Regions from separate parts of the Homo sapiens genome. Here region 2 is linked to region 1. Evidence: read pairs that join two places in POLR2A ChIA-PET (ENCODE). Cell type or tissue: B cell. All regions are shown on one strand. Links, peaks and the distances in the headings refer to the core of each region. The heading gives the core; the rest is flanking DNA. Region 1 overlaps TCF4 (transcription factor 4). Region 2 has its middle 21 kb from the start of LINC03035.

Evidence for each region. Peaks named below come from ENCODE experiments on the same cell type or tissue, not always from the same donor. Only the 100,000 strongest peaks of a DNase experiment are listed, where the experiment ranks them.
Region 2: POLR2A ChIA-PET joins it to region 1 with 5 read pairs; 1 of 35 experiments calls an interaction of 5 or more read pairs at or near these places.

Annotation. Positions count from the first base shown.
Region 1 is chr18:55,216,783-55,223,362 of GRCh38, reverse strand. TCF4 (transcription factor 4) reads left to right here. Exons shown (of 20, transcript NM_001083962.2): 20 at 1-1,178. Among named protein-coding and RNA genes, the nearest start is that of LINC01929, 96 kb to the right of the region's middle. In B cell, for the core only: no CTCF peak of the experiment used is centred there; a DNase peak (open chromatin) is centred at 2,642; H3K4me3 peaks cover 814 bases; H3K27ac peaks cover 2,152 bases.
Region 2 is chr18:55,061,439-55,068,018 of GRCh38, reverse strand. No RefSeq gene overlaps it. Among named protein-coding and RNA genes, the nearest start is that of LINC03035, 21 kb to the left of the region's middle. In B cell, for the core only: no CTCF peak of the experiment used is centred there; a DNase peak (open chromatin) is centred at 3,048.

The sequences.
Region 1 (6,580 bases), core at 592-4,591:
CCAAGTGTTGGAGGTATTGACAGCTTAACAAACAAAACATACAAAAAAAATCACAAAAACAAATTGAAAAGCAAAGCACATGATTGATCAAGGAAGAGATGCCCTTAATGAAAATGGAACGGGATGCATGCAAAACAAAAAGAAAACTGTCTAGAGGATTAACTAATTGAAGGAATATAATTAATGTGTGTGTAACACTGAAGCTATGCATTTGAAGAGCTCTGAACTGCACCAGTGTTTTCGGTTGTGCTGCAGGTTGCTAAGTCAAGTCAGCCTTAACCTTTTGCACCAGTTGGTCGGCTGTTTGGCAGAACATTCTCAGATCTTTTCAGTCAAAAATCTAAGATGATTTATTTTGTATCACTTTGTTAAAAGCTGAATATTGTTAACTACAGTTAATATTAACACTGTATTTATACTTTCTCAAACTACATCCGCCCCACCACTTCTGGTTGCCTCTGTTGACTATTAATCCAGATGTAAACAACCAGATGTTTTTTTCTAACTTGTACAAACTGACGTGTGTCAACTATCATGGAAGGAAAAAAATGTACAGATTAAAATTATTCAGTGTTATGTACTGTAAGTTAATATTTTTGTAGAATGGACATCAATCTACTTTGCAAAATTTGGAGGCTATTTCAACATTGCACTGTAGAAATGTAAAGTAATGTATGCAATGTAAAGGAAAGCCCGCGGTAGCTGAGCGCTTCATAACAGAATGTTCTAATCAAGTACGTGGTATTTGGGGATGTCTCCAATATTGCTCTTGTATTCTTTCTAATTGGGTTTAGTGACTAGTTGAAGGAAAATGTTATAACGCCATTTGGTTCACATGTGAAGTGCCCTCCATAGCCAAATGTTGGGATTTTTTTTTTTTTCGTTTTTGGTTGGACTGTTTGCAGATATTTAAATTTTATGAAATTTCCAAAGATTTTGGTTGATAACCCCCTTTTACCTTCTAAATGATTTGAGATGTTCTTATGTTCTTACTGTGTGTTTTAAATATATATAAAAGAGCCACAAGCATTTAGTCTTTTAGTATTATATTTGATCATATAACTACTACTGAAAAGGGGTGGGGGGGAATGTGCCTGTGCACCCCTACAGTATCTTGTGTAGTGTCTATTAACATTGTTCTCTTTTAGAGGACCACATTAAAAGGTACATTAATCTTACATTTTGGTTCATTTTCAAAGGGAAGTTAAATTGCTGGAGAACCTAAAGTATTATCCAGAAGTTAAGATCACAGTAATTTTAGAAATGAAGAAGGGAGGAGTATCCAAAGGGGCTGAAATAGGGAATCATTTTTAGCCTCATAATTCGGTCCATTCATCTGAAACCAAGTGAAATTTATACTCTGGGCTTCATCTGTAGAGCACCTTTCTCTTGAGGAACAGCCCAAGAAATTTCATGTGTAAGCCCCTTTAAGGGAGACATTGAAATCAACAGAAGGAACTAGTGTGCTGCATATATTCAAATCACACCAGGATCGCACATTTAAATTGCACTTGGGACGCTTCATGCTCTGCCAGCCAGAAGATCTCTTGTTCCATAAGGCATTCTCATTCAAATGGTTTACAAGTCCACATTCTCACTGGTCACAGCCTGTGTTATAAAGAAACATGGCCAGTCTTTAAAGGACTAGAAGGGCAAGAAGAGCCAGAGTCACTTTGGTATTCTTGAGAGATCATTTAAATCGATAAGGTTTGATGAACAAAAGTGCCTCAAGTGAAAATCCACATGTTTTCAGGAAAGGAAGACAGTGTCACAGCTATGAGAAAGCAATAGTTAAAAGCCAATGTGCATTGAGGTGCAGCCCTCAGAGTTGCTGGGTGTTGTGGGGTCAAAAAGTGAAATCAACCAGGCAGCCAGTATCTGGGTATTTGTTTGGAGTGTTAGATATTAAGATTACTGAATCTGTACCTAAATATAACAATTATAGTTTAGGCTTTTTGCTATGGAGTGGTGTGTATGCACAAGTGTTTCTTGCCATTTTTGAGTTTTGGACACTTGGAAGATGAATGAAACCACTCCATAGAGGGGGGGAAAAGGATATATGTATGAAACGTCACATTCAACTTTTTTATTTTTTTTAAGAGACAGGTTCTCCATCTGTCAACCAGGCTGAAGTGCAGTGGCTACAATCTTACCAATGCAGCTTCAGCCTCCTGGGCTCAATGATCCTCCTGTCTCAGCCTCCTGAGTAGCTGGGACTACAAGCATGTGCCACCATGCCCAGCGAATTTTTTTAAATTTTTCCTATAGACAGGGTCTTGCTCTTCTGCCTGAGCTAGTCTTGAACTCCTGAACTCCAGTGACCCTCCCAACTTGGCCTCCCAAAGTGCTGGGATTATAGGTATGAGCCACGGTGCCTGGCCTTGACAAATCTCTCTAGCATCTAGGCATGGATACTTGTTCATGGGTCAAGTTAAGAAAATCTGGTGTAAGATACCAAAATCTTCAATACTTGGGAAAGGAAAAAAACAATCCTATTTACCTTGATTGAAATGGTTGAGCCTAACCAGAACTGGGCTGGTGTCTGGCTTTTAAAGAAAGACCCTTTGTGTAACAGAAAATAATACTGTTCCTATTAACATCTGTTACACTATATTTAGAAGTCAAATGGCTTTAGCATTGGCATGAACATTCTTCTAAGAGGAAGCTGAAACTTGCCAAGTGCAAAGTGAAAATGCTCATGCAGAATCAGACTTGCTGTTTTGAGGTTTTTGACCATAACCAGCCCACGAGTGAGGAACTCTTTTGTTCTTGAGCAAAAAATGACAAAATTTTGGAGAATAGGAAAACTTGATTTTTGTAAGGAATTATTTTATTTTATATATCTTTATTTGTGAGTCTCAGTGAGACCATTTCAAAGATGGGCAAATGCAGGCAAAGTGATGTGCTCAAGTTCTTGGGGCTAAAACAAGTAGCCAGTATCCTGATTTTGAGCCCAGGGTCACTGCACTGACCCACCTTTTGAGCAGCCACTTGGCTTCCCACCTTTAATATTAGGCCTCCCCCACCAGCTGCCCACAGTCTTGTTTTTTGTTTGTTTTGCTTTTATTTTTTTTCTACTGCCTTTTCATGAATCTTTTACAGGAGAGTTTTTAAACTTCCCTGCAGTTCTCTTTTTCAACCTATTCTACAAATTGTTGGGATATAACTAGATGTGAGAATATTCACGCAGCAAGAGTCTGCTAGCCAAACTGAAAATTTTCACTCTGGCCCACCCACTTTTTTAAAAATAACCTTTGTCTTTTGGAATAATTTTAGATTTATAGAATAGTTGCAAAAATAATACATAACATTTCCATGTACCCTTCACCCAGTTTCCCCTAAAGGTAAAACATTGCATAACCATGGTACATTTGTCAAAACTAAGACATTAGCAGTGGTATTTTATTCGAATTTCACCAGTTTATCCACTAATATCCTTTTTTTCTGTTCTGAAATCCAGTTCAGGAGCCCACACTGCCATGAGTCTGGCCCACTTAGATTTTAAGTGCTAAATGGGCAGCACAATTCGAGTCTGCACAGTATCCCGTGATCTCAGTATCCCGTGATCTCAGGGTCTTATCAAATCACATCCACACACCACCCAAAGGAACTATAGTAGAAAATCAATTGACTTTCCTTTTACAGATCCTCCCATTTATTACCATCTCTCAAAAATCCATCGCTCTTTGATAAAAGGTATTGCAGCAGTAAGGAGAAGACAGGAATGGAAAAGGACCAAGAGGAGACCCAACAGCACCCATAACCTGAAAAATTTAAATAATCACATCATCCATTTATCAATTGACTTATTATCGAGTGCTGATCAAGTCAAAAGCACTGGGGGAGTTAAAAGGCAACAATCCCTACCTGTAAGTCCGGTTGGAAGGCAATAGATGCATCTATATGACCAACACAATAATTACCTGAAGGTAGGAACAAACCATGCTGGGGAGTGGTGGAGAGAGACACTGCAGCTGCTTCCGGAAAAGATGGGATATTTGTAAAAGTGACCAGGTGTGAGGAGTATTTCGGCAGGCAGAGAAGATAATGGACCTAAAACAATGGCAAGCCTTTCTGCACTGTAAAGAAGTAGACTTGTAGGAAGACAATTATGGTAGCTTAAATGATGATTATGCATTTTTTCTCATTTGCATCACTTTCCCATCACCCAAGCAACAATACCTGGAAACCCTTGGCTGATCTTTGGGGTTTACAGAGTTATTCAAAGCTCACGTGTACAGGATGGAAATATCTGCATCCTAGCTGAGCACAGTTGCTCACACCTGTAATCCCAGCACTTTCAGAAGCCAAGGTGGGAGATCACTTGAGGCCCAGGAGTTCAAGACCAGCCTGGGCAACAAAGTGAGACCCCTGTCTCTAAAAAAAAAAAAAAAAAAAAAAAAAAAAAATAGCCAGGTGTGTTGGCCTGTGTTTGTGGTCCCAGCTACTCAAGAGGTTAAGACAGGAAGATAGCTTGAGCCCAGGAGGTTGAGGCAGCAATGAGCCATGATCACGCCACTGCACTCTAGGCTGGGCGACAGAGTGAGACCCTGTTTCAAAAATTTTAAAAAGGAAAGAAAAGAAATATCCACATGGTATTATTGATTATTCTGAGGATGTATAGGAAAATCTAGGCCAAACCATACATTTTAAAGGGAAGGCAAGTGAGGCCTTGAGAACTTAGCTGGATCTGCACAGTTCCCTCAAGCTCATGCCCAAGCCCTAAAAGGAACTCTGGTTGCCTGCCTCCCTATCCGAGAACCCTTTGCAACATACCATTATGTCAATAAAATGATACTTTAGCCCTCCAGAGGTCTACAACCCAAGGGTATGTGTGAGCAACTAAAACAGCAAATGGAAGTGACGGGGGCTATAGAGGAACAATGAAGAACTGGGCAGGGAGTAATTGATACTAGGAAGATTGCTGGGGTATCCTACAGAGCATGATAGCCAGGATGAGGGAGAGGTTTCAATATGGAAATTTCCATGAAGGAGGGGAGAAGCTGGCTGGTATGAATAAGAGGTGGGAGGCCAAGCGCGGTGGCTCACGCCTGTAATCCCAGCACTTTGGGAGGGCGAGGTAGGCAGATCACCTGAGGTCAGGAGTTTGAGACCAGCCTGGTTAACATGGCGAAACCCCATCTCTACAAAAAATGCAAACATTATTCAAGCGTGGTGGCTGTGCCCCTAATCCCAGCTACTCAGGAGGCTGAAGCAGGAGAATCTCTTGAACCCAGGAGGCAGAGGTTGTGGTGAGCGGAGATCGTGCCACTGCACTCCAGCCTGGGTGACAGAGTGAGACTCCATCTCAAAAAGAAAGACAAAAGAAAGAGGTCGTGAAATGTGGAGAGCACTTACAAGAGACAGGGATAGGCCTTTGAGTTAGGCAGGTGTGAAGAGTGGATCTACAGAGTGTGGTAAGGAAAGGATGCCTGGACAAAAACATCCGGTGGGAGGAGGCAATGCCATTTCCTTAATTTTTACCAACCTTTGTTCCAAAAGACATTTAAAATCACACTGATAATTATTAACAGCAGTAAAGCAATAGACGCTTTCCTGTATTTTTCATGTCACAGGTATAAGCTTATACTCACACAGGGCTTTGACCATCTAATACCATACAAGATATATGCTTTTGAACAAGCTACTCCACAGACCCATTTCCTTCAGCTGTGAAATGTGGATAATAGCACCTACATCTTGGAGTAAATATTATAAGACCTGCCTTGTGCTCCATCCATGTTGACACAGAGAACGTGTCAGTGCATCACATAGAGATTGTATGATGTGTGAATATTTACACATGCATGCCCTAATCACGGGACTGCAGCAATGACCTCTATTTGCAATGTCTTCCCTGGCCCCCACCCCCACTCCCAATTCTGTCCTCAAAGGTGGGAAGTCATCTGGATCAAGTTGTGCATCTTCCCAGATTCTACTATGATTTCCCATTTTCTCCTACATTTAATGAAACTCCCACCTACCTAGTGTTAGAAAAATCTGAAAACAGAAGGAGCTCACTTATAAGGAACATGTTCAAGCAATCTCAACCTCATGAAAGCTCTGTTTCCACAATGATGGCACTTCCACAGACATTATTCCATCAAGCCTCGCTGCAAATCTAAGCAATCAGTATTATCCTCCACACCTTAGAGAGAGACCATGCCAGCCTCTGAGGGCTGTGGTCAGTGCAGGTGACCAGGGCAAAGTAACTCAGAGGCAAATTCAGGTCTGTTGATGTTAAAGCCAGTAGACATTTCATGATCCCAAAGTTGCTGGTGTTGTCTGGAGTTTAGAGGGTGGATTCACTGGCTTGGATTAAAATATGTCTAATGCCCTTTCTCATCCAGAATATGGCTCCCCTTGTGTGACTGCAGGCCTTCCACCTCCCTCTCTGATGATGTTCTTCCTCTGCAATGCAGCTTCTGCAGGCTTCTTTCCAATCAGATTATCAAGCACCCCATTAGCCTGTCTCTCCCAGAACCTTCACACATACCAGGGTTTTCCTCTTTCTCTTTAATTCAAACACATCTTTTCCATCATCTGGATTCTGCCTATGATCGTCCCATCAACTCAGAGA
Region 2 (6,580 bases), core at 1,255-5,254, 160 kb after region 1:
GAGTATTCCAAGAGCACAAGGTGGAAGTTGCATGGCCTGTTATGACCTAACATCGGCAGTCACAAGCATTGCTTCCATCATGCTTAATTGGTCAAAGTGGTCACAGAAGCCCACCCAGATTCAAGGGGAGGGTTCAAAGATCTCACTTCTTGATGGGAGGAGAATCAAAAATTGTATGGTCATTAAAAACTAGCAACACTGTTATACCATTCCATCCCTTGGATGGCAAAAATAAATAAATAAAATAAAATAAAATAAAATCTCTACTTTCTACTTTCCTCCAACCTCTGGCTTTTGTGTTCCTAGCATTCAGAGATGGAGGATGGGAAGTATCCTCCGAGGAGTCCTCATAGTTGCTTATTTGCCTGTATTACAGTTGAAATTCTGTTCAAGGAAATCAAACTCTGGGCCCATGTGGTGTCCAGCTGTGGTCTAGACATTTCTCAGGAAGCCCAAATGGAACTGAGCAGGACACTTTCACAAATTAGCAAGCTCCCAAATATTTATTGTCCTATTCTGTCATCTTCATGTATCTAGATTTAATTGTTGACCTCCCAAGGACTCTCTCATTCAGTATCTCTTAAAAGCAGCCACGAATGAAGCCCTTACCTGGACCATTTACTGTCTGCAGGAGGATTAACAACAGACTGAGTAGTCTGGAAGAACAAAGCCTTCAGGAGAAATGGAGGCCACACCACCAATCTATGCCCTTTGGAGCATTCTGCTGTTAAAACATTGGTTCGATATAGAAAATGTATGCAAAAGGGGACCAGATTTTCTGTTTGCCTCCTCTGGCACTTCTATTTGTTGTTCTAGTCTCTCTCCACTTCTATCTTGCTTGGGGTTCCCAAGCTGTCTGAATTCCCTGGGAGGAAGGCTCTACTTGCAGAAGGCTAAGGCCAATGAGGCCCAGTAGATTCAAATCATTCTAACACTTACTTGACCCTATAATACAAGGCACAATAGAAATGGAGACAATATGCAATTCGTATTTAATCCCAATATTATAGTCTTGTATGCATTCATGTATGAATGCATGAGAGAAACAGAGAGAGAGAGAGAGAGGGGAGTGAGGGAGAGAGTTCAACCATAACATACAGAGTAAGTACTGTGAAGATAAAAACTATATAATATTTACTTTCACCTTTGAAAAAATGCATGGTAATGTGTTCAGCACATAGTAGATACCAAATGTTTGTAAAAAGATGGACGGGAGAAAGGAGGGGTTAGTCAGGCCAGGTATACTTTCTCATTCCTTTCAGAATTCCTAGTGGCATCTCACGTATATGCTTGTGTCTATGATGGAATGTGGAACAGGAATGGAGAAGGAGCAATGTACCAAGCGGGAGACCTTGACCACATAGAGGCTGACCAGGAGGGAGTGGATTGATTACCGGGGTCAGCTTTGGACATACATGGTAGGGACAGAAAAGGGATTACCTATTTTAAGCATAGATAAATTTTATCAGCTGCTAAGGTTCATGTGCTAGTTGAAGAGGGGTAGTAATAGACTATGCATTTTTGGCTTCCATGAAGGAAAATGCTTATTTTTGTGCATTATTCAAAACTAATTGTCTAGTGTCCTCCTCAGGCCTGCATTCTAGCTGCCCAAAAGATGGCTCTTCTTCACTCACTTCAAAGCAATCTGCAGTTGGGATTTCTGTTCCAATTGAAACTGTTTTCTTTTTTCTTTTCTTTTTGATGTGGAGTCTCACTTCATTGCCAAGGCTGGAGTGCAGTGGTGCCATCTCTGCTCACTGCAACCTCTACTGCCCAGGTTCAAGCAATTTGCGTGTTTCAACCTCCTGAGTAGGTAGGATTACAGGTGCATGCCACCATGCTCAGCTAATAATTTTTGTATTAGTAGTAGTGACAGGGTTTTGCCATGTTGGTCATGCTGGTCTTGAACTCCTGACCTCAGGTGATCTGCCTGCCTTAGCCTACCAAAGTGCTGGGATTACAGGCGTGAACCACCATGCCCAGCTGAAACTGTTTTCTAAAGTGTTTCATACACTTGAGTTCTAAAATGGGTTAAATCAGGTCAGGTGCGGTGGCTACCCAAAAGCACTGACTGATTCTCCAGTTTAAAGAACTATCTTGGGGCTGGGCGTGGTGGCTCACACCTGTAATCCCAGCACTTTGGGAGGCCAAAGCGAGGGGATCACTTGAGGCTAGGAGTTCAAGACCAGCCTGGCCAACATGGCAAAACCCCATCTCTACTAAAAAATACAAAAAAATAGCTGGTTTGGTAGTGCACGGTGGTAGTCCCCGCTACTCCAGAGGCTGAGGCACGAGAATCGCTTGAACCTGGGAGGCAGAGGTTGTAGTGAGCCAACATGGCACCACTGCACTCCAGCCTGGGTGACAGAACGAGACTCCATCTCAATAAATAAATAAATAAAAATTATAAATAAATAAAGTGGGTTAAATTTAGGTCTTCCTAGTCTTGATTCTTCTAGACTTCATTATTCAACAGTAACCTGACTATACTTTTTTCAAAAAAAGTTATTTCGTTATATAAATTCTAGTTGCTCATTGTCAGTTCAATGTCCATTACTTCACAGTAGTTCTTGTTCCTCTGATGGAGGCCTTAGAGGTTTTTAGTAAGATGAATAACGTTAGGAAGTCACCCTTTTAGAAAGCTTAATATCAAGATGGCAGCAAAGCCAGATGGGGTGATGGGCAGAGTCAGTGAGACAGTCCCAGAAAGCTTTGGCAATAATCCAGTTGGGAGGTAACAAAAGATGATCCCAAGGGGACACAAAAGTCACTTTAAAGATGAATAGTTCTGAAGAAGAATCAAAAATATTTGTTGACTGATTAAAGGAAAATAATCTGAAATGGTTTGTAAGGTTTCGATGAATATGATTGTGATGTTACAGCTGACAGAAACTGAGAAGTCTGAAAGGGGATTTGGTTTGGGGAAAAGATAAGGGTTTGGTTTTAGATATGCTAAGTTTGAGGTCCCAGATAAGCCCTGACACACCGGGAACCATGGGCTAGTGGTGCACACTCTCCTCCCTCTACCCAAGGAGGAGCCCCAGTGGTCAAAATCACACGCACATCACGACATTTGGGGTGAGGGCACAAGGGAGGAGTGGAGTGGTTAGTGCTCTCTCTTCTGCATGTAGGGACCGTTTCCTCTTTAAATTGTCTCCCTGTTAGAACTGTTTTCTCCTGCAGCTGGTGTGGTAAGGCAGGCGGGTGTTAGGACTTGTCCTGCTATGGTGGCACTCCATTCTATCTTTAAACCCTTCCTACACCTTAGAAACCCAGAGAGGAACTAGGATGGAAACTTCCAGAAAGAGCGGACGCTTACTCTGCCCTTCCTTCCTCCCACCACCCAGGCCTTTAACTACATGGAGAAAATTAATCTTTATATTTCATATGTGGCCAGGCAACACAGGTAAGAAAGAGACCAGATAGGTGTCTGAGTTCAAACTTGTAGCTGGAAGTCGTGTTCCCTTGCCTGGAGGATGCAGCAGGGTGGCAGGCCATGGAGGGATGAAAGCCAAGGACTTGGAGTCCTGAGCAATGTTTTTCTTTATAACTAACGTATAATTTTGCTGGTGCTTAAGACAGCAGAGAGGTGGGAATATAAAATTAAAGTTACTCATGTTTATAGGATAACCTCATAATTGAGGAAACCTATGAAGGAAAATATATTAAAAGAAGAGATAAAAAGCGGAAGTGTCTTGCAACCTAGCAATTCCACTCCTAGACAGTCATCCAGCAACAATGGGCACATACATTCACAAAAGACATTTATGTGAATGTTCATGTCAGCACTATTTACAACCATCAAAAACGGAATCAAAACCCAGAGTGCATCAAAGGTAAATGGATCAATGAATTGTGGTTAATTCATTCAAGGGAATACTCTACAACAATGACAATTACTAGGCCAAAGCTACAAGCAGCACGGCTGGATCTCACAAGCATAATGTTGAGCAGCAGAGGTCAAACTCAAAAGACTACATGGTTGTATGATTATATTTATATGAAATTCAAAACCAGGCCATGTTATCTAGACTGTTACAGGTCAGAAGAGTGGTAACCCTGAGGGCAGGCTCAAGGGGACTTCTGGGATTCTGTTTTTATTTTTCCTTCTTAATTTCTTTATCTGGGTGTTTGTGATGCAGGTGTGCTGACTTTAAATTTGTGAACACTTATGACTCATTTCTTTATATATGTTATGTGTGATAAAATTTGCGAAAAGAAAAAATAATCAGAGGGCAGATCATTGGAAAAACTCTCTTTTACAAGTTAAATACAGGATGATGAACTAGAGAAGTCATTAGAAAAGTGCCAGAATTGCTTCGCTCAGCTCCACAGATGCTAAGATGAAGTCTTCAGAAATGTAGGTAACTACATACAAATATTTAACTTACAAAGTCAAACTCAAAAATTAATAAGATCAAAGATTTTACAACTGTCTGGAAAATACATTTACAGTAATAATAATAAAGAACTCATGCAAAAGTCTGAGGAAATCTCCACTATTATATTCTCAGTGTTCTCCAGAGAAACAGAACCAATGGGGTGACATATGTTAAAAAATAATTTATGTATATTAGCATCTGTATTACAAAGAATTGGCTCACAAGATTATGGAAGCTGAGAAGTCCAGACCCAGGAGAGCTGATGATATAGTTGTAAGTCTGAGCTTGAAGGCCTGAGAACCAAGAGGGCTGAAAGTACAAGTTCCAGTCTGATTTCCAATCTGAAGGCAAGAGAAGATCCATGTCTCCACTTGAAGACAGTTAGGCAGGGAGAGTCTTTCTTACTTAGTCTTATACTTTATGCAGACCTTCAACAGATTGGATGATGTCTACCAACAATGGGGAGGACAATTTGCTTTAATCAGTATACTGATTCAATCTTATCTAGAAACACCCTCAGAGCCACACCCAGAAATAATGTTTAACCAAATACCTGGGCACTCTATGGTTCAGTCAAGTTGACACACTAAATATCAACTACACAACCACAGGAACACCTCATTTTATTGTGCCTTATATTATTGCATTTTGCAGATACTGAATTTTTTAACAAATTGATGGTTTGTGACAACCCTGGGTTGAGCACGTCTATCAGTGCCATTTGTTCACTGAGTGTCTCTGTATCACATTTTAATAATTCTTGCAATATTTCAAACTTTTTCATTATTATATCTGTTAATGGTCTGTGATCAGTGATCTTTGATGTTACTGTTGTAACTGTTTTTGGGTGCCATGAACCAGGCCTGTATAAGATGGTGGGTGAGCTTAATCCATCAATGTGGTGTGTGTTCTGACTGCTCCACAGACTGTCTGTTCCCCAATCTCTCTCCCTCTCTTTGGGCCTCCATATTCTCTGAGACACAATAAAATTGAAATTAGGCCTATTAATAACCCTACAATGGCCTCTAAAGGAAGAGTCACACATCTCTCACTTTCCATCAAAAGACAGAAATGATTAAGCTTCATGAGGAAGGCATGTGGAAAGATTAGATAGGCCTAAAGCTAAGTTTCTTGCACCAAAGTTAGTCAAGTTGTGAATGCAAAGAAAACATTCTTGGAGAAAATGAAAAGTGCTACTCCAGGGAACACAAATGACAAGAAAGCAAAACAGGCTTATTGTTGATATGGAGAAAATTTTAGTGGTCTGAATAGAACACCAAATCAGTCTCAAAATTCTCTTAAGCCAAAGCCTAATCCAGATAAGGCTATAACTCTTTTCAATTCAGTGAAACCTGAGAAAGGTAAGGAAGCTGCAGAAGAAAAGCTGGAAGCTAGCTGAGGTTGATTCATGAGGTTTAAGGAAAATAGCCATCTCCATAACATAAAAGTGCAAGGTGAAGAAGCAAGTGCTGATGTAGGAGCTGCAGCAAGTTATTCAGAAGATTTAGCTAAGATCATGGATGAAGGTGGCTACACTAAAGAATAGATTTTCTTTTTGTAAATTTTTTTATTTTAAATTTTTGTACATAGTAGGTGTATGTATTTATGGAGTACATAAGATGTTTTGATACAGGTAAACAATAGATTTTCAATGTAAATAAAACAGCCTTCTATTGGAAGAAGATGCCATATAGGACTTTCATGGCCAGAAAGGAGAAGTCAATGCCTGGTTTCAAAGCTTCAAAGGACAGGCTGACCCTCTTGTTAGGGGCTAATGCAGCTCGTAACTTTATGTTGAAGCCAATGTTCATTTACTATTCTGGAAATCCCAGGGCCCTTAGGAGTTATGCTAAATCTACTTTGCTTGTGCTCTAGAAATGGAAGAACAAAGACTGGAGAATATCACATCTGTTCACAGCATGGTTTACAGAATCTTTAAGCCCACCGTTGAGATCTACTGCTCAGTAAAAAAGATTCCTTTCAAAATATTACTGCTCATTAACAATGCATTTAGGCACCCAAGAGCTGACTAGATGTCAACTAGATGTCAAGATGTACAAGAAGATTAATGTTGTTTTCATGCCTGCTAACACAACATCCATTCTACAGCCCATGAATCAAGCAGCAATTTTGACTTTTAAGTCTTATTACTTAATAAATACATTTCTTAAGGTTATAGCTGCCATAGATTGTGAGTC